2 separate regions of the Mus musculus genome follow, and region 1 is linked to region 2. The links are chromatin loops, found by intact Hi-C in ENCODE. Cell type or tissue: left cerebral cortex. All regions are shown on one strand. Links, peaks and the distances in the headings refer to the core of each region. The heading gives the core; the rest is flanking DNA. Region 1 holds the start of Elavl2 (ELAV like RNA binding protein 1). Region 2 overlaps Elavl2 (ELAV like RNA binding protein 1).

Region 1 (10,128 bases), core at 616-8,615, 110 kb before region 2:
AAAAAAGCAAGCCACAATATCCCACTCTAGGCGCCCCCTCTCTGCCTGCCGAAAGCATTTTAATGTCAGTTTGCCTTCGGAGTCTACCAGCAGCCGGCTGCCTCTGCCACCTGAATTTCAATTTCTTAATTCACAGCCCAGATGAAACAGAATGGAGCAGGATCCGGGCTGCCCTCTACATTGGGCTGGGCTTATCAAGCGTGAAGTTTGGCGCTTTGCAAACCTATTCAAGCGATTATCTGTTGAGGACCTCTCCAGCCATCTCCATCTCTGCAGCAGGCTGATAAGACAGCTGTTTCACTAGCCTTGGTCTCTCCGGGCCTCAGTCTTCAGATACAACCCCCGCCTTTGTCACTGTGCCCCGGTGCTGTCGCTTGCTCTGTGGGGCAAGGGTTGATCTGAACACACGTGGGGGGAAAATGTGAGTGTGTGTGAGAGAGAAGGAGAGGAAAGAAAAAAAGGAGGGAGTGGGAAGAGGGTGGGGGTTGGAGACCTGAGGGAGCTGGGGGGCAGGGCCCTCGCCGGGCACAGTTGATGGCTGTGATTGACTGGTTGGTCAGCCCGGCTTTATTATTTCAAATTAGATGTGGATCGCACACAAGTGGAAACATAAATCTTCAATATAAGAAAGAGCCTCTGAGCATCGGAGGCAGAGCAACCGTTTCTTCCCAGGTCCGGGTAAAGGGGCGGGTGAAAAGACTGATTGCTACCATCTGAGACAGATGGTTTCCTTTAACTTTGGAAACTGCTATTTTTAATTACTTGTATTAATTTTGCATGAGCTGTATCGGCTGCAGGAGGAAGCTTAGGGAAGGCTGTTAGCATCACTGAAAGAAACGGACACCAGGCTCTGATTTGCCCTGTATCACCTCTAGTTTCTCTCTCTCTCTCTCTCTCTCTCTCTCTCTCTCTCTCTCTCTCTCTCTCTCTCTCTCTCTCTCTCTTTTACCCTCGCCTGTTTACGTGGATGTTCCCCTTCCCGCTACCAGAGACGCGAGTTTATCTTCCTAAAAGTTCCAACAGAGTGAACGACGGAAGAAAATCTGAGGATTTTCGTGGGAGCGTTTCCGTAAATGATCTTTGATCGCAGGCTGAAACACAGAGGGGCACGTGCGACAGATCTTGGTCTGAAACCCGCAGCAAGGGGCTTAAAGGAGAATGTGACTCATACAAGAATTTTTCCTGGCAGAGGGAGACAAGTTGGGGGGGGGGTGTCACAATGTAGAGTCATCTCCCAAGATTTACTGGAAAAAATATGAAATAATTCACAATTCACATATCTCTTCAGGTAAATCAGAAACCCGAGGAGTTCCCCTTGAGTATATTGTATTTTGCAGCCTTTCCCTTTGTAGATGAATTTTAAGTTGAGAAAAGGCTGTGGTCTTGCTTTCTGCTTCACTAAACACTGTTCCTGCTCCAGCGTTTGCAATATAAAGGGTCCTTTGCAACACAGTCTTGGGGTAGTACTCAAGGGCGAAAGACATTGCCAGGGAGAGAAAACATCCCAGAAAAGAACTAAGGTAGTCAAGGATGAGTTCTTGCTTCTATTCCCACTGGAAAATTTCAAGATGAAAAACTCTGAGGTAGGCTTGCCAGACTTTTCCAAGATTACTGGGATTTGCATTTATTTTGCAAGAACACCTTGATGAAAGGGTTGCTCCTCCAGGCAGTGGGGGAAGGGAGTGGAGTAGAGGAAGAGGACACACATCCAGGCTCAAACTCTGGGGCTTGTCACAATGGCCGGGCTATAACAAAAGGAAGCTTAATTCCAAACAAACCTGTTTCGATGGAGGACAGAGTCTGCCTCAAATCCGTGGTGTAAAAGCTTTCACCAACGAGCTTGAAACCGAGTCTCAACGGGAGGAACAGAAAATACGTCGCCAATCTTGCTCTGCAAACTTTACTCTGTCCGCTAGGCTGGTCTCTGTCCATGGTACTAATTTCTGACTCAACTAATTCCTGACTCATTCTTCTGTGTGCTCTCAGGACCTAAACTCTCAGAAGTGTCCAATATATCCATAACTTTTTCTGTTTTTCAAGCTGTAAAAAGAAAGCTTATATACTCCTTTCAGAAGGGAAAGTAAAGAAGGTAGTGGGCAGGTTATATAATATCAACACCTCGTATGCAGGATTTAAATCGTATATTTCCAATATGATGAACACAAAATCTCCCCAAAGCTAAACAATCAGAAAAATAGCATTTCAATTCCCTTAAAAGGAACACTATTTAAAATTTCCAAGCCAATTTAAATAGTAATTCACACATATCTGAGCTACCTTATTCACTATTTTTAAAAAAAAGTTATGAGTAGTTTGCAGAGACTTTAATTATGGTCAAGTCACCCCTTCTCCTCCTGTAGAAGGGCTTGTATAAGGGAGTTATTTATCTTAACAACACTGTCCACAATGCCTTTAAGTATTCCTGGGAGGGACATGTTCTTTTATGAGTAAACTTCAGTAATATAGCCAATTGAAGTCTTTAAATCTCAGCTTTGAAAAGCACTACTTTGCAATTTTATCAACACTCAACTTTTCTCCATGCTTTTGGGAGCTCCCCAAACTCTCGCCCCTTTCTGTCTCAAGTCAAAATACTGCTGAGGTTTCAAGAGAATGTCAGACCTAACATGACTTAATCAGAATTTGAATGATCATGAAAAGACTGTTTATCTAATGCAAGTTTAGGTGCTGAGGATAATTCTTTTTCTTAACTATGAATCAAGAGGTGTTGATTAAAATTTGTGCTTAATTTAGGTGGGATGTTTGCACATAGCCTTCATTAATCGCTAGAAGCACAGTGCACCTTAATGTTTCGAGTTTGGCGTATGAAATTCACAGTGAGATCTGCATCCATATATCACTTGCCATTTTATTTTTAAAAGTCAGAAAAGCAAATGTTGCTTATCTATTTAAAGGTTTTTAAAAGTTAACATCTGTATTATTTAAGGAGTAAGCCACCATTTAAAGATATTTTCAGCTTCCCAGGTAATCTGTGCTATCTACAAAGAAAAGACAACATGTTGAATATAGCAATGTTTTGAAAATATTTCCTCTTCTGCCAAACTGAGACAAAGCATCTATACCGAATGTACAGAATTAAGGAATTTTTGCATTCGAATGAACAGCTTTATTACTTTCCATGTAATGTCTTTATTAGTTTCCACCCATAAAAAGGTACTTGTGCCTTTACCAATGTAAGAATCCCCTTCAAACTGCTACTATTTTATGAATGTATGGAACTAATGCAATATCAGGGTGTGAACATGATCACAAGGAGAAAATATGGTTCATCTCATGCATAAATGAATAAATCAAACAGTAGTGTAGTTTTGTCATTTTTTTCCATGCAGAGGTGGTAGGTGAGAGGAATTGAAGGTATTTGACAAGAAACCCAGTCTGCTGTTATTCATATTTCTATTGTAAACAGGGATGCAGGCTTTCTTATATTTTGGTCTCCTGGCTTCTTTTCTTCAAGCTGCTGTTTTTTCCCTTAATTTGTCTGTAGTTTCACTGGAGACTAGTTAATAGTTTTAAGTTGAAATTAAGCCCCAAGGAGCTATTGTTATATAAAAAGTAGGAGGTGGGAGCTCCAAAATGATAATTCTAAATGGTAATTATACACATAGATTCAGGCCCACTTTTCCTACCCTAGTTGTTGTTATGCAAAATAATATAACTTAGATACTGTTACACAGGTTAAACGGGGGATAAACAGGTCCCCAGTTCTTTACATTAATCATTTATCAAACTCAAGGACGCGCTCAAGGAACACCAATTTCCTTTCCACTTCTAAGTCACTTGCTCTCAGACCATCTTTCTCTTTCCCTCTGACATTCCATCTTCCTGCAATGTTTAATTTCTACCGTTGCCTTTGCTCTCTTACATTATCAAGGACAGTGACTAGTAGCAAATAAACATAGTAGTAAAATAATTTTTGAGAGAAGAGAGATTATGTAAGAAATATATGTACTGTTTAGGAAGTTGAGGCTATCTGTCAAAACTGAAAAATTCCTTGGGAATGAACTAAGTTAGGTGGATATTGTTTCTCATTGTAAATACATCTAGGTAAATTTAGTAATCTCACTTTCACTTAACGGAAGAAATAAGTATGAATAAACCTGCACTTCAGCCTCTTGAATATTACTCAAACATGAGGTTGGAATAAAGAAATCTTCATCTATAAAGCAAAGACATAGACAGCACTTGGTCTACTGATCAAACTTTTGAATTCTCAAAAGAACCTGGTAAAGGCTGAACTATCTTTACTGTCAGCAATCCTTGTGAGGTTCAAGATCTGTATTGCCAGCAAATGCAAAGGAGTGGCTTGTTTTAATTTTATATGTAGCTGCTCTTTTTACCTCCAACTGAAGGACCTTATTTCAATTCATTACCTGTTTTTTTGTTTTTGTTAAGTACGATGTTTTTGCTACCCCCTTTTAACCCTGACATACATTGAAAGCTAGTTCAAACTGTACAGATTCAGTTGAAACCATTTCTATTTCATTCTTATTCTAAAAGGAGAGAGAGAGAGAGAGAGAGAGAGAGAGAGAGAGAAAGAGAGAGAAAGAGGTGGACATATTAAAATAGAGAAACATACACACAGTTACCCAATATCTAATACAGATGTAAAGATTACTGGAACACAAACCAAAAAAGGCATGCGGACAAGTAATGGGTGTACGTTCAAATCCCTCTCAAATCAAAGAGAGGCGCTCTCGATGACTCATACATACCGGACAGTTTACTATTACAAAGAAACATGCCAAAGATGCAGCCGTGAGGGCAAATAAAACGAATCTTTTGGAAGCAGAAAGACTTAAGAGGAAAATAGATGGTGCAATATCGCAAACTCTCATAGTACAGTTCCCTCCCACGTTGCTCTCTCTCTCTCTCTCCCATCTCTTTTTGCTTCTTGCATTTCCCTTCGCCGCCAGTGTTAAGTGTGTACCTCCCGGCACAACTTACCTTGAAACGGGACTCCATTGAGCTCTCAAGAGTGACATAAGTCCCTAGCCAATCACCTAGCAGAGCTTCGCCTGGGCGGCCTCAATAGAAGCGTCTCGCCCAATCAGAAACCTGGGGCGATGAGCATGTTGCGTTGTGGCGCAACTCGGCGTATACTTCCGCGCGTGCTGCCCGGGATAGGACTCTGGCAGAGCAGCTGCACACACGGCAGTGCGGAGGCAGAGAAGGGGTTGGTGATACGGTGCTATAAATCTGTGGTCCAGTCCACCTCCCTTTTAAGACGTCCTCCCCCCTTATTTCTGTTCTCACTTAGAGATGCAGCAGCTTACTCCTGTAGCGACCTACTAAAAAGCAACACGGAGAAAGACATCGTCTTTTTGAAAAAACGTTCTTTCGTCTCTTTTCTTTGTTCCTTGGTTTGTTTTTCTTGCACCTTTTTGTTTAGTTGAACGGCAATAGGAGTAGTCTCTCCGTCTTTTTAAACTCTCTTTTTTAAGTTTCCCCTCCCCTTTCATATTTTTTTTCATCATTTCTTTTAGCATTGGACTTTGGGGTCGAAAGCATTTCTTTTTATTTGCTTCTTTTAAGCCGAGCACAGTTTAGGTTTCGTGCTGTCTTAAGAGAACTATCCAGCAGCTTCTTGCTCATCCTTATTGGGAGAAGTGCACCGTTACTTTAAAAATACACATACACAAAAACCTTAAGGGAGAAAGGTAAGTTTCGGTTTGGTTTCTTTAATCATTAGTTGCAGCGATGCGCTGGCAAACCCAGAAAACCTGTAAGTGAGCGGAATACAGAATGTGAAGTTAATTGCACATGTTTGCCTCATTTCAAAGCGACTGCTTTGCTTTTTTTTATTTTTATTTTTATTTTTTTTATTCTTGAGAGCCAGACTAGAAGACAGTGGACGCATGCTTAACGTACTGAATATTCGAAAATGTCACTTGATAGAAACTTAAGTGGTAAATGTGGTCAAGATCCAGCAGGCTACAATGGGAGGCTACATGTTCAGTGAGCTTCGGGGTTGAGGTTGGAAGTTCATTTCGTGGGAAGAGAGGGATAACTTGAATGTTGGAGGGGAATGCATGCCTCTACTTTCGCAAAGGAATCGGAGGACTGGGGAAATCAGAAGCCCTGGACTTACTTGCAGATTAGACCAGTGGGGAAAATCCTCAGCTTAATTGCATTAACTAGATAGCGTGTGCCGGGGAGATGGGATTGCCAGATGGAATTTAGATGCTGCACCAGGCAGCGAGTTGTAGTTGCCTGGAAAAAGTACATACAGCCTAAGGGCTGGGGCTGGGCTGGGGCTGGGGTAAGGTTAGAAGCTGTCAAAACTCATCATTGCCAGAATTGAGGACTCTGATTCACGGATTCCAATGATTGTAATTCAGATTTTAAAGAAGACTGCCAATTTGGGGCCGAATCTTTGAGCCTATACCGGATATGAGATTCCCTTTGTTCAGAAAAGCGTAAATAAGATCCTTGGAGCCGTGAGTGTGAAGTGGCAGCTGCTTGGGAGCCTCGCGGTGCTGGGCGCTGGGCAGTGGATTCCAAGCCCTGTCCTTGGTCCTACGCAGCGGAGCCCGCCTTCCGGGAAAGGGAGACTCACTGGCAGCCGCGAGGCATCGCAGCTACCCAGGGAGCTGAGTCGGCTGTATAGCCCTCAGCCCCTCCTCGCAGCTCCCCTTCCTCGAGTAGCTATTGTTAAAACTGACGCCAGGAGAAAGATGGTTGGGGACGAGACTCTGGGCAGACAGGCACACGCTTCATTTTAACTTTTGTGATTTCTCCGGGTGCAGGGGAAAACAGCCGGCTTTCTACTGCGAAAGAGCGAATCCGGGTAGACGTGGGAAAGGGGGAGGATGCTCGCCGGGCGGCGAGGGCGGGGGAGGTGGTGGCGGACCGAGGTGCTGGCTTTGCCTCGGAGAAGTTTAAATTATCGGCACGAGGGGGTGTGGGCGAATGTGTGCGTGCGAGCGCCGAGTGGTGCTCGAGACGCAAAGTATGGGGGCAAGCTACAAAGCTGGCCCGGGTTGTTCATCTCTCGCAGCTCCCTACCCCACCCACAGGCTGGTTCCAAAAGCTAGCGCTCTGCCACCCCCCCCCTTCCCCGACTCTGCCTAGGGCGTGTGTATGGGGGGGGGGGGGAGTAGGGATGGCAAGGTGGCAGTGCCCACCCTGTACCTCTGTGGCAGACAGGACTTCTCGTGGCCATTGTTGCTTAATTTATGCCCAGCACGTTGCTACGTGCCCACCTATTTCACGTCTATAAAGAATTAATAGGAAGGCTGTACAACTGTGGCAGATTGGAGGGTGGATGCGTTCCCCATTTTCCATTTTCAGGTATCTGTTACCAAAACAGACGTGGAGATTGGTTATCTTCTCTACCTCCTAACTACAGCTCCAGGTCTGCCTTTATTGTGGTGAGGGTGAGAAAAATAATCAGCCATTTAGTGTTTACGCTAACGCTGATGGACAGAGATGAATGTCCGAGCACTTCGTCCCTTAAATGGACGGGTTCTGCCCCTTCCCCCACTCATGTACACACATTCTATTTGGCTAAGATTCTAAACCTGCAACATTTCTCCACGACCTTATTTATTAGAGCTATTCCTAAGATAGTGGGGTAGGACGTGCGTATGTTTTATTTTTCTGGGCCTACTATTAATTGCAACCTAAAAAGATAGGCTTAAAATGAAGGAGAATTGGAGGGGTTACAAGGTAGACAATAGTGACCCAACAGCTTATCTTCCTAAATGATAATCCCTTTCTAAAGGTCAGGAGAGGGAGCTTGTGTTTTGTGGGGAAAGGAAGGTCAGGGATGTTTGATAATCCTCGTAAAATGGCTTCTTAAATGGGACATCTGAGAGATTTGTCAAAACTGAGCAAACAAGTCTGTGAAAAAGAAAAATGTTGAATGTTTCAAAGTCATCATTTAAGAGTTTAATTAAAAAGCAGTTTCCCCCAGTTATCTCTGCCATTCCATGAACCTATCTTAACAGACCCTTGAAGTCCCCCCCCCCCCATCTTTTAACCACGGGCTTGGGCATTCCTTTTATAGAGCTAACCCGTTTGCAGTTCTGTGGGAGAACGAAGATTGTAGACCGATGTGCTTTAGCCTACTTGGAAAGTATCTGTTGAGAGAGGTCTAACTTCAAGCAGACATCTTCAGAAAGTAAAGTGAAGGGCATTGGAAGGGTTTCAGGTGTAGATTAACAAATTGGGTAGGCCCATTTCTCTCCAACACTTCAAAACTGGTATTCTTAGCAATAATGCATGCCTGGGATGGGAATATTATAACTGTTTAGAGGGAGGTCAAAGAGGCACAGGCGCTCTCTGAGCAGTTTTCCCAGGAACCCGCACAAAGTCAGTTAAGGTCATTTAATTCCAAGTCTGATTTGAGGTGACACAGAAATGCTGGTGTTGAATCAATTAGCTATTTCTGGTGTCCCTAACCAGGGTCTCCCAAACTGAGGATGGCCTGTCTCCATTTTGACCATAATTGTTTTCCCTAATTTACTATGCCTGATTTCACTTCCCACTAGAGGGTAAATTTGCACCCCCCTTCATCCCTGGGATAGAGGAGTCCTCCCTCCCCGCCCGTCGCGTGGGGGCGGGGATCTCTGGGCGCCCTTAGCGAACCTTGCTGCATCAAACCCGCATCATGTCCTTGAAGCTGTAACCTCCATCACGTTCTTGCGGCGACTCGATCGCCCACTGTTCAGTTCTTTCCTCCTGCCTCCTGCAATTTCAGGTAGGTATGTCAGGTGATGTTTTTAAATGTAGTTTTCTAGAGGGAAGGGTTAAAACCAAAACCTTTTCATTAATAGAAAAAAAAAAAAAAAACCCTGTACGACAGGTGCTCTGGTAATTAAGCCGCCAAGCAGGTGTAAAAAAACGTGTGCGGCTCTGTCTCCAGATCTTGGGTCTGGGTCCAGAGCAGGCGCAGGTTTTTTTGGGTAAAAGAGATTTATCTGAGTGAGGGAGCAGGTTGGGGATGGTCAGCACTCGGACGCCCCCTCGGAGCAGGGCCTGTGCGGGGCTGGTGTGAGGGCACTGGGAGGATGTGGTTCAGGGCAGGTGCATGCAGGGTCGAGTGCAGGATTTCCTACTTCACATCTGAAGCAGGGTATAGCACCTCGCACAGGTACTCCGGGGCTTATTTAGCTCTCCCATTCTGTCTAGGGAGGTGGAAAGGCGCAGCGGGACTAAGCTTTTAGTTTTCCGTCGAGGGACAGACAGGACCTTTGGGCTTTGGGCGAGGGGAAAAAAGCCTTTACATTTTCTTGAAAAAACAGGTATTTTGTGTGCATATCTAGACTTACACTTGGCGCACGCATATATGTCCAAAGTGACCCCAGTTTGTGCCTGGGTCACTGGTCACTGCCCCAATCCCTCAGTATGCATGCAAACTTGCCCCGGCCGCCCCGGGAAGCCCAATGGAGGAGCCTGGAGGGAGCATGTGCCCCTGAGGGTGGCGGAGCTGGGCACTCGCGGGCCGGCGGGCGGCGTGGCGAGCACTCCTGGGCCCCGCCTCCTGGCGCGCTGCCAGGCAAGCCCCGCCTCCCCGCCCTGCTACAAACGGCGGGACCGCGGCGCCCCAGCGTCACTGAGGCAGCAGCCGGTCGGTAGGGCGGGGTTCCGTCGTGTTCCAGTCCGCCTTCCCGCCGCCGCCAGCGTGACTCCTCTGAGCGGTGCTGTCGGCCGGCGGCGCGAGCCGTGGGAGCTGCAGCCGAGCCGCAGCAGGCAAGTGTAGGGGGGCGTGGGTGGGGGTGGGGGCGGGGACGGCCGCCCCTCCGTGGGCTCCAGCCAGGACTCTGGGGCCGGGACTCGGTGTCCGCCGCAGCGCTAGGCAGCGTCCGGCTTGCCTCCACCCGAGCGCTGGTCGGGCACGCGACAACGCCACTGGCGGCAGTGGAGGTAGCGCCCGCGAAGTTCCTGCAGGGGACCGGGTACCCGGCACCGCCCCTCCTGTGGGCACGGGGCGGCAGGGGGCGGTGGGAACCGAGTGGGCCTGGGAGCGGAGCGGGGCCGGTGGCGCCAGCCGCGTGCACGGGCGTGGACGTACTCTGCACCGCGGCGTGTAGCGCCACCGGGAAACTGCGCCCAGACGCAGGTGAGTGCATTGGAGGGGGCGTGGGGGAGGGGGCTTCCCGCCCCAGC
Region 2 (10,128 bases), core at 737-8,736:
TCTTTGCTTAGTTTGTATGTGTGCTTTAAGAAACAGGCTAGAGTTACTTAAAAATTCTGAACTCTTATATCAAGTGAACTGACCAGCTAGTTTCCATATTGTGATACTGTGAAAAAAAGCTGGACCAGGTGAGAAAGGCAGGGAGGCAGGGAGGTGAGTTGGTGAACCCAGACCTCAGCACTGGCTATGCTTCTCCTTACACATGGCATTTGCCTTATCTTTACCTCTTGTGTTGGCCACAATCTATTCTTCTATTTGTGTGCCCTGCCTGCCTTACAAGATAGTCAAAGGCACAGAACAAAACTCTATATGTCTTATAGCTGGTAAAAACCTAAGCCTGAATGTGACTTTATTGGTAAGCAGTATTTGTTACCAGTTCTTTACAGCATTATAGGAAACACCCTTTTAACATAACTAGGAGATAAAGAAATAATGTGAATGTAAGTTTGTGCATTATAAGCCTGGTATGGATGTTCAAACCTCTCAAACTAAGCATCCACAAGGCTGAGGCAGGAGGATTGCCTTAAGTCTGAGGCGAGCCTGAACTATATAGTGAGTCCCAGGCCAGCCTGAGCTAAAGAATGAAGTCCCATCTCAAAAGCCAAACCAAACAATGGGAAAAGCAAGCAAGCACACAAAAGAATGGATATTGAGGGGAGGGCTGCTGATCCCTGTATGCTTTCAGTTTTTACATAATCACTAAATATAAGCCCTTTATTCTAAATATACTTCAGGATAACTTAAAACACCTCACCCACACATGTCTGAACTGTACAAAGCAGTGAATGTCACTGCATGAGTAAATGACTCTGGAAAGCTGAGATGGACTTGGTTACTCTAAACTTGATTATATAGGTCTTTCTGGACATAGTCGGATGCACGTAGAGGTGAATAATATTTATAGCACGGCCACCCTAATTTTTAGACTCTTAAAAATGCTATGTACAGTAAAAAGTACTTATTTACTCCTAAAAACTACTTTTAAAAGGTAAAATTGTGTGGTTTATGTGGTATAATAGGATTAAGGACTTTGTCTCAAGTTAACAGGGTAATAAAGTGAACCTAGTTTTGAACCCAGGCTCACTGACTGGAGAATTGTCACCTTTCATCACTGTGACTCTCCCTGCCTTATGCTAAGCTAGAGCCTCCTGCCTGCCTCTCCTTGCTTTTCCACTCAATGAGAAGGCATAAATGCTTATGCTTGCCCTGTAGCCCATGGTGAGTGGCTCTCACAAAGAGAGCCCTTCAGTCACATAGTCTAGAGCAAAGTGACTGCTGACTGGCTCCCTGCTACAGGAATAAAACCATGAAATCCTCAATATGGAGTGGGCCAAGTGCCAGATTGTATAGCTTCCTTAGAAGATTGCAAATCAGCCTAGAAAAGAGCCTTGGTATTCATGTATTCTTACCACTGGATTCAAACATGCTTCCGAGTCCATGGTGCCATAGGTACAGAAGTCCCAAGGCTAGACTTTTGATTACTTGAAGTTTTCCTCCTCTTTTATTTTGTATTTATAAGTCTTCATTACAACGTAGCTAGGTATAGAGAGAAAAGAGTGTATGTGAATATTTTCTCTTTGCTACTGTCCCAGATTCCTTTATGGAGGACAGGACAGTGTAATGTGACTTTCAAATAAGCCCTTGGAACAGCATCTGTATTTCCAGCTGTTAGCGAGCAAACTGATTGAATAAAGACAGGAATATTATAAGCCCTGTTGGGGCAAGGGTAAAAGATACCAAGAACTTCATAAATTAATATAAAAAGCTGGCCAGGGTTTTCTTTTTGTTTTATTTCCTAGAAATATTATTTAAAAGTAATAAAGATCTATGGGTATAAAACAAAAAGAAAATGGTTAATGCTTTTTTAAAATTCTAGTTTTGATAAAAAGATTCTAAATTGTAGTAGTAAACCTGATTAAGGTTGGTTATTACTAGGTAATGTGACTAAGCTGAAGTAATCATAGTACTAGTCTAAGCAAGTCAATTCCAGAGTTGGACATTTTGGTTATTTATAATAAATAATGCAGAAGACAGGCTGGGTTACAAAATTTCTGTCCATGCAGTTGGCCAATCCTGAAGAGATCCTCTGTAAGCCAAAGAGAACATGTTTGGAAACCACATGGACCTACAGCTTTCTAAACAATGTTTATATGATATGGGTAAAGCAGGTATGAATTTCAGGTCTGATGAGATGATGGATTTCGTCACAATGCTCGGGTCCAGCTTGTTGTGGACTCATGTGGTCATTAACTAGATAAGATAGGCTTGGTTTATGACGTAGTTTTGCTTTGGCCACATTCTGGTCATTGTCTAAACACTGAGGATCCAGTGATGAGCAAGACTTGAATAGCGAGGATTATAAACTAATACAGATGTTTTGTCTACTGTCTTGTATAATTTGGGATTCTTTCATTAAAAGACTTCTTTAGATGTCAAAGAGACAGAAAGATTGTAGGAGCCTGAGAAGACAACTCCAAGGACACTTTTTTCCATGCACCACGGGGCTGATAACACGTACAACTCACAGATCACACACACTGCGGCAGCATGCACAAGATTCTTATGTGTTCAAGCTAGACAAAATCCTAACATGGAAAAAGGGGAATAAGCCCCAAGTCCCACCTCCAACCAAGAGCGACTTGCAATTGAAACTTGCTGTGAGCAGGAAAATCTTTTTTATACAATGGAGTGCCAGTGGGTATATGAAGCCCACTTCAGGGCAGGCTCGGGGATACTGGCTCACACAAAAAGGACTCTGTTTATATTTGTGAGCTTTTTTGTTTGTTTGCTGGATTTTGTTTTGTTTTAAGAGAAAGAACTTGAAGTTGGATGTGTAGGGAGAGGGGAAAGACTATGATGAAAATGCGTGTAATAAAAATTAAAAAAATAAAATTAAAGGAGATTTTTTTGAAAGAGCATAACTAGCAGATAAAGACAGCCAAACACTTGGTATAAAAAAGAAGGCTATGAAAACTTGTGGATGAGAAGAATATGGATTGTGAGTCCCTCCTGTGTGTAAATCTCCAAGAGTTCACCTGAGAGTGGTGTTGGCATCAGTGATATGAAGTCCTTCCCTGATAAGAGCTACACATTGTTATATGGATGCCACCATCTCCAGAGATGTAGAAAAAAAGTCTTAAATGTACCCGATGAGTTAAGAATATGTACACTTGGAATAATTGCTTGCAAATCTCTTGCCTTTTCGTTGCCACCCCTGAGGACAACTTACTTCCCTTGTCCGCGCTGTGTGCCACTGGTCTGGCTCGAGACCTCATGGGGACTGTAGGAACGGGTCTTTGGCATTCCTCCTTTTCTGAACCCTACCCTCAGCGAGCCAACAGCACACACTTGTCTTTAGACAGCGCTGGCTCTCTGCCCGCTGTGAAGCACTTGTGGAGGTTTCTGACAGGAGTGAGAGTACCAGTGTTCTTAACCTTATTCCCTTTTCAGGTTTCCTATGCTCGCCCAAGCTCAGCCTCAATCAGAGATGCAAACTTATACGTCAGCGGGCTTCCAAAAACCATGACCCAGAAGGAGCTGGAACAGCTGTTTTCACAGTATGGGCGCATCATTACTTCTCGGATTCTTGTCGACCAGGTCACTGGTAAGTAGCCAGTGGTTGTGGACAGTCTTGTGCTCCCTGACTGACGGGCGGATTGTGAAATATTCTGTCTCCTCACACAGCAGTCTTGCCTCTAGAACACATCAAAGGTATATGTGGGCCAGAAAATGCAATTTTCTGCTGGAATTGTTCATAAATATGCATGGACAGAAATAGATTGTGGAGTGGAGTGAGCGAGCTTGAGTCATTTCCACCCCGAAGGTGCAGGTTTGAAGCCCGTTTCATGGCTTGTAATAAATTTATAGATGCTATAATCTTCATTTTCAAGCCTCCATGTGAAAAAAACCCCTATCCCCCTTATAAACAATCTTATTTTTTGTGAAAAGCAAATTTGACTGCAGCAGCGGTATGCAGCTGGTTCTCTGAGCAAGGATGAGGTTGAATCCACTCTGGTAATTGCTGCGAAGGCAGTTTTCCCAGGCTCTGCTGTGCCATAGAGGCATACGTAAGAGGATGAGATTTTGAGTGGTAGCAATTTGTTTTATGCCTAATGTAACTTTTGACCAGATGAGAATATGATGTTCATTAGAACTTTGTACGCAAAGACCATTTCTGATAACAGTGTGAGCCAATGGATAGCTGGTGGTATGGATTGGATTACAGAGTTTTAAAATAACATACACATAGATTTTTTTTTCTATTATAAAAGCAATACTTGTCCTTTTGAGAACATTTTTAAACTGAAGAAACATGGAAGGGGGAGCAGAAAGTTACCTGGGGTGCCTTATTTCCAAGCTACCCATATTGCAATATTGTGTATTACAGTGTGTGAATTTTTCTTGTAAAGAAAGGAGCGGATTAACTCTAGAATAAAACCAGGCCACGTTTTTAATCTTCAAGTAGAGATGAGTTCCGTTGTTGTGAATTTGAGCAGAGCAGTGTAGGCTTTTCCATTCTGTGCTGTTAATTGCCTTCACAGGAAGTGCTTTTCATAGACTTCTGGCGAGAGAAGCAGCAGTGTGTACACTTCCTGGGAGAGTGGCCTGTAGACTGCGCTGCTGTGAGAAAGTCTGAGAGTGTATATGACTGCATTAGCTGCAGTAACGAGCCCGTAATCCTCCTGGTGCGGTCTGCACACTGGGGCAAAATAGAAACCCAAGCTTAACAAATCAAACAGAATTTATTCTAAGCAACAGAATTACCTCCTTGTTCATCGCATTAATTTTTTTAAAAAGAATTTGGTTCTTAATGAGAAATTGGTGGACTGAGAGTAAACTTTGTATGTAACATGGAAATCGTGTCTCTTCCTATTAATGATGGCAAAGGATGACTGAGCCTTCCTTTCAGAGAGCGAAGGATGGTGGGTGAACAGACAGTATTTCCTGAGTGGGGCCTATCAGCAGCCTGTTGGAACTTTGCTAGAACTACAAATTCTGGGGTCCTACACCAAATGTAGTCAATCCTGAGAATTGACATTTTACACCTCCCAGTCCCATAGCCCCACTTGTGTGGATGATATTTTTAAACCTATGCTTTCCTAATGGAGCAGCCAAGAATTTTAGTATTTTACTTTCCTTTGCTCTGTGTGTTCATGTTTTGTTTTGCCCCCCACCCCTGCCTTCTTTTTCTTTTTTTTTTTCTTTTTTTTCCCTTCTTCTTCTTCTTCTTCTTTTTTTTTTTTTTTTTTTTAAATTCAAGATCTCACTCCATGACCAAGCTACCAGGTTGGCATCTCACACTTGAAGCAAACTTCTTCAGCCTGCTGAGAGATGGAAATATGCTAGCTGGAATGTGTGTTCTCAATAGGAGCCCATAGAGAGATGAAAGGGGAAGAATGTATTTGTAGTCACTTCTTTATACGTACAACTTTCATGAAAAACACACCCTTTTCCTGAAGTGGAATAAGAAGCTCAGCAGCTCTGGCGTTGAGCCTTCAGGTGTTGGCCGTGTATGGTGTGTGTATCTTACATAGAAAAGATGAAGTAACAGCATATCAGATAAAACATGCCTCGAGACAATGCCTTATCTACCCTGGAAAAGTCTGAGCCTTATCCGGGTTCAATTGTAAAGCAGACAGACCCCCCCCCTTTTTTTTGAGAGGGTGCTCTAAATCACGATGGTATAGGTTTCCTCAACAGCCCCTCATAACTTCATTGGCCCACTCTGAATTATCTATACTTTCCTATGTACTAGGCTAAAATGTGGTCCTGTGAGGGCCTGGTTGGTTGCCAAGAAGGCGTTTCTCCAAGGCTGCCTACCTTGTGTTGACCAACTGTGATCTGCTCACCTGCCTGTGCCCGTTACATGCTGCTATTCCAAATTGTAAACCCAGAAAGGCCTTGTTCATGCCCTGTCTTGCCGCCGCTGTTATCAAAGAACAGTCAGGGAATGGCCTTCCAAGCTCAAGAGGAATGTTGGAGGCGCCAGAAGTCCACAGTTCTGCTGACTTAGCGTGTAGTCTATGCTGCATTACTTCTGTGAGATAGCGGAAGGGAAGAATAGAAGAGCTTCCCAGACCATGAAGATCCTCTTCAGATTCTGTTTTCTTGAGAGACCTTCATGTTTATATGATGACTATGACAAATGGCATTTCTTAGAATTTTAGTTTAGCAATATATGCTCTCTAGTGTTTTTAGCAAATACATATTTTTGTTCTTATTCCAAGGAAGGGGCTGCCTGTCTGATAGCATGATTGGAAAAGTACTTGGGCACCCAGTTAGTGTTACAGTGCACAGGAGGCAGGAGGGAATGTAGGGAAGAAAGCATGGGCTTATGTACTCTGTACTTTATTGGTTTCTTGACAAGCACACGGTAACCAGTGAGACCTCGCATTGAATAGGTTATTTGGTACATTTTTAAAAGGTGGAAGATTGAGGTTCTGAGTTGAATTACTAAGGTAAAATTTTCTTCCTGATGTGTTTTTTTGTGGCAAATGTTGTTTTTGGGTGAAAAGATGTTAATGAGAAGGAAAAATTAATTTATCCTTTCTTCTCTTCTTCCCCTTTCCTGCTCCCTCTTTCCCAAATCTTTACTTAAATCTACCTTAGGCATATCAAGGGGTGTAGGGTTTATTCGATTTGACAAGCGGATTGAGGCAGAAGAAGCTATCAAAGGCCTAAATGGCCAGAAACCTCCTGGTGCCACAGAGCCAATCACTGTAAAGTTTGCTAATAATCCAAGCCAAAAAACCAATCAGGCCATCCTTTCCCAGCTGTACCAGTCTCCAAACAGAAGGTACCCAGGACCGCTAGCTCAGCAGGCACAGCGTTTTAGGTAAGTCTGGTCTAGTTCTTGTGCCCAGCTACTAAACTGGAGGAGAATGTGCAGGTTGACTGTCAAGTAATTGTATCAATAAGATCTCTGCTTTGAGTTTGTCTTTACTATTGTTTTCTTTCTTTTCTTTTTTTCTTCTGTTTCTTTTTCTTTAATGGGCACAGAGAAAACATACTTGGGGAAAGAGCAACTTTTGCTGTTACCAGGGTGAGGACAATTAACTATAAGGGCAGTTCTCCTCCAGGAGTGACTCTGCCTCCAAGAGACATTTGGCCAAATGTAGAGTCATTTGTGATGGCATAATTTGGGTGGAGATGTGACTCACATCTAGTGGGTAGAGTCCAGGGATGCTGTTCAGTATCCTGAGGCATACAGGGAACCCTGCAGCCACAGGTTACTGGGCCCAAAGCACACTTTGAGAAAAACCAGGCCTGCAGACTGCGGTCTAATGTGCTGTTTTCTTTTTGTTACTCTTTTCTTGCAAAGAATTTATTTTTGTGTTTGAGCTGTCAAGTAGAGCTCTTTCAGTTAGCTGTGCTTTATAATATAGACATTGTTAAAGATACATGACGATAAGAATGCTATACGTTATTTCAAGTGCAGCCCTCTCTCCTTAGGTTGCATCTTACAGTTTAGAGGTTGACACACTTTAGCTGTAATGTTCAGAGAGGAAATCTATTAACATTTCTGGGTCATGGTTTTTGCAACTGTGTCTCCTCTTCCTCCCTTCCCTTCTCCTTACCATCTCCCCCTCTTTCCTTCTCCTCCTCCTTTCTTTTCAGCACTTTAAAAATTTAGAAGTCATTAGCTTCTGTGTCATACAGAAAGTAGTGTTAGTCTGAATTCTGCCTCTGGGTGTTAATTCACTGATGCATTTACCCAAACCCAAAGAAGTCACTGTGTTACTAATGGGAATAAATAACCCAAATTCTCAAGTTATCTAGTTGCTGAATAAACAAGCAGACCAGGAGGCATTCAGAGCATACATACTTTGTGTGGGAAAAAAAAAGAGTGACTTGAGATTCAGTTAGGAACAGTGAATGTCTGGTTTTATGAATGAATCACCCAGTTTTTATTTACCACTCAGCCACATGGTATCATATAGCTGTATTGTATCTAAGTCCTAAGCTAATTTTTTATAAGTACATGCAAATATATATTCTTTCCTTTCTAAGACTGATAGTTAACATTCAATCATAAACTTAGTAAGATAGAGGAATTAATTAGCTTACATGTTTTCTAGCTTGGTCACATACATTTTTCCCATTGGTATAATAGAGTATAGAAAAGAGAAGAAATTTTTAAAAACCAACTTAAAATATCTCCTCCTAGAAGCAGTTAAGTATGTGACTTAGGTGTGGAAAGAAATTTCTGTTAATGCCTGGCTGAATACCTACCTAAGCTGGCCTTTGAGAGAACAATGCCATTGTTAAAGGCAGGATTGAAGATGGATGGCCAGCTCCCTGGTCCATTGAGTTCATTTGCTGTAATTGTAGGAGAAAAAGAAAAAAAAAAAAAACATTGAGGAAAACAAAATGTATATCACCTTTGGCCTTGGTGACAAGTAGTGGCAACTGAGTAAGAGGCAAGGGCTCTGAGCAACTTGGTTATTTCCTTCCGCAGAGAGAACTCTGAGCGCCTCTTTCCAGTGCTGCATGCATGCCCTCGCTCTGACGCCTTTCTAACTTTATTCACTTGTTGCTGTTTCTGAATATGGTACAGTTCAAGCCGGGTGACTTTGAGCTGTGTTTCCTAGTCATTCTGCCCAGTTAGCTTTAGTTGGCTGTTAGGAGAAAGCTATACTGCCATGCATTGTTGCTTTGTGATTTCGATTAAAGCTGTAGTGTTATTTGCTGGTTGCTATTTATTAGAGAAGTGCTCCTAGATTCTCAAGACTATGTCCAAGGACCCACAGACAGCAGTAAGAGTCCTGGTCTCTGGGCAGCGTGTGCTGGATGTTGAGTACCACAGCATTCTCACTCAATCTTCCTTTCCCCCTTACACACCCATGCCTTTTATTTTTGATGAGTTAAAGTTTTCCAAAGTTGTCACTACAATTAAATTTAAAGCCTTTATCTTTTGTCCATCCCATATTACAAAAAAAATTAATTTTATCATTACTTATGAGATTATTTGGCTCTTAAAGGAAAAAACCAAACCTTTCTACAGGAAGGGAGTAAGGAACATTAGTTGAAAGGAAACCCCAGCATTAGTAAGTGAGGAAGACTAGTGTGTGTAGAGGTTTGATCTTGGAGTCCCAGCTACTCTAGAGGCTGAGACAGGAAGATCAGTCAGAGTCCCTGCCTGATTGTGAAGTGCTCTTCTTATTGTACTACATTTGACATCAGGTAGCCCCAAGATGTAGCTGTTACCAGCTTGCCCAGTGAGGGCAAAATGAAGCAATGAGGTACCCAGGATGGACGATTTTTCTTTCCTAGGATTCGCCTCACTGCTCATCCCCACCCCTGCTTTGTCTAAGTGGTAAAATGTGTGTTACTGTGTGCAAGGGAATGTGTTTAATCTACACTAGGAATGAGAGAAATGAGTCAATTTCTACAGTGCAAATATATCTTAATGTGTGACTGGTGCTTTTTAAAAGTATCTTTAATTTGGCAGTCATTACCTTGCTTTTCTTCTTTTATTGAATAAAAGTTGATCTTTGAGTTTATAAGACACTTGAGGTTAAGGACTTGAAAGTTTTGTTGGCATCTTGCTCTTTTCTGTAGTTGAGATGTTAATTCCTCAACAGTTATTTCTTCATAGTATTTATGTTTTAGTGCCTTCGCTTTGAGTTTGCCACTTCCCAGCATGAATTTTAGAATGTTCACTGTGTTGTTTTAATGTTATGGTGGTACCTTGGCAGCTGAGAAAGACAGAAGAATACAAGTTATAATAACGATGAAAGGACTTTCAGAATTCATGAAGATTAAAAAATAAAATAAAATTTCATGTAATAAGGATTAACTTTAAAAGTGAGCTTATGAGGTTTATGGCTCAATCTGTATTGATAATTAGAATTATTTAAATATGAACACTGCTAATCTGATGGTCTAGTTGAAGTGTTTATAGTATACAAAATAAGGCAGAATATTTATTTGAATCAATGATGTGATTTCAGTCCCCTAAGAATATTTTGAGTACAGGATATCCAAATTAAACTGTAAACCAAAATGTCTCATTTAAGTTTATTGAGTGTGACCTAGGCAATGGCTGTGTGTCTGCTTCTGTGAGTGTTTGTGCATTTTAAAAGAGCCTCTGCAGTTAGCAGTTGGGTTGAGCTTTAGGCATGTTGC

What was found. Hi-C counts contacts between places; a loop is a spot of excess contacts. Peaks named below come from ENCODE experiments on the same cell type or tissue, not always from the same donor. Only the 100,000 strongest peaks of a DNase experiment are listed, where the experiment ranks them.
Region 1: a loop joins it to region 2, with 2.4 times the contacts of the local background. A loop is called at or near these places in 2 of 42 quality-filtered maps.

What each region holds. Positions count from the first base shown.
Region 1 is chr4:91,371,483-91,381,610 of GRCm38, reverse strand. It overlaps Elavl2 (ELAV like RNA binding protein 1), which reads left to right and starts at 5,115. Exons shown (of 8, transcript NM_001347149.2): 1 at 5,115-5,675. Mir6402 (microRNA 6402) reads left to right here and starts at 8,248; the gene lies at 8,248-8,327. In left cerebral cortex, for the core only: a CTCF peak has its summit at 4,933; DNase peaks (open chromatin) are centred at 5,995, 6,220, 6,575, 6,846 and 1 more place; H3K4me3 peaks cover 3,766 bases; H3K27ac peaks cover 2,929 bases.
Region 2 is chr4:91,257,468-91,267,595 of GRCm38, reverse strand. Elavl2 (ELAV like RNA binding protein 1) reads left to right here. Exons shown (of 8, transcript NM_001347149.2): 5 at 3,451-3,604; 6 at 6,610-6,835. Among named protein-coding and RNA genes, the nearest start is that of Mir6402, 110 kb to the left of the region's middle. In left cerebral cortex, for the core only: no CTCF peak of the experiment used is centred there; DNase peaks (open chromatin) are centred at 3,477, 3,750, 3,992, 4,549 and 1 more place; H3K27ac peaks cover 1,140 bases.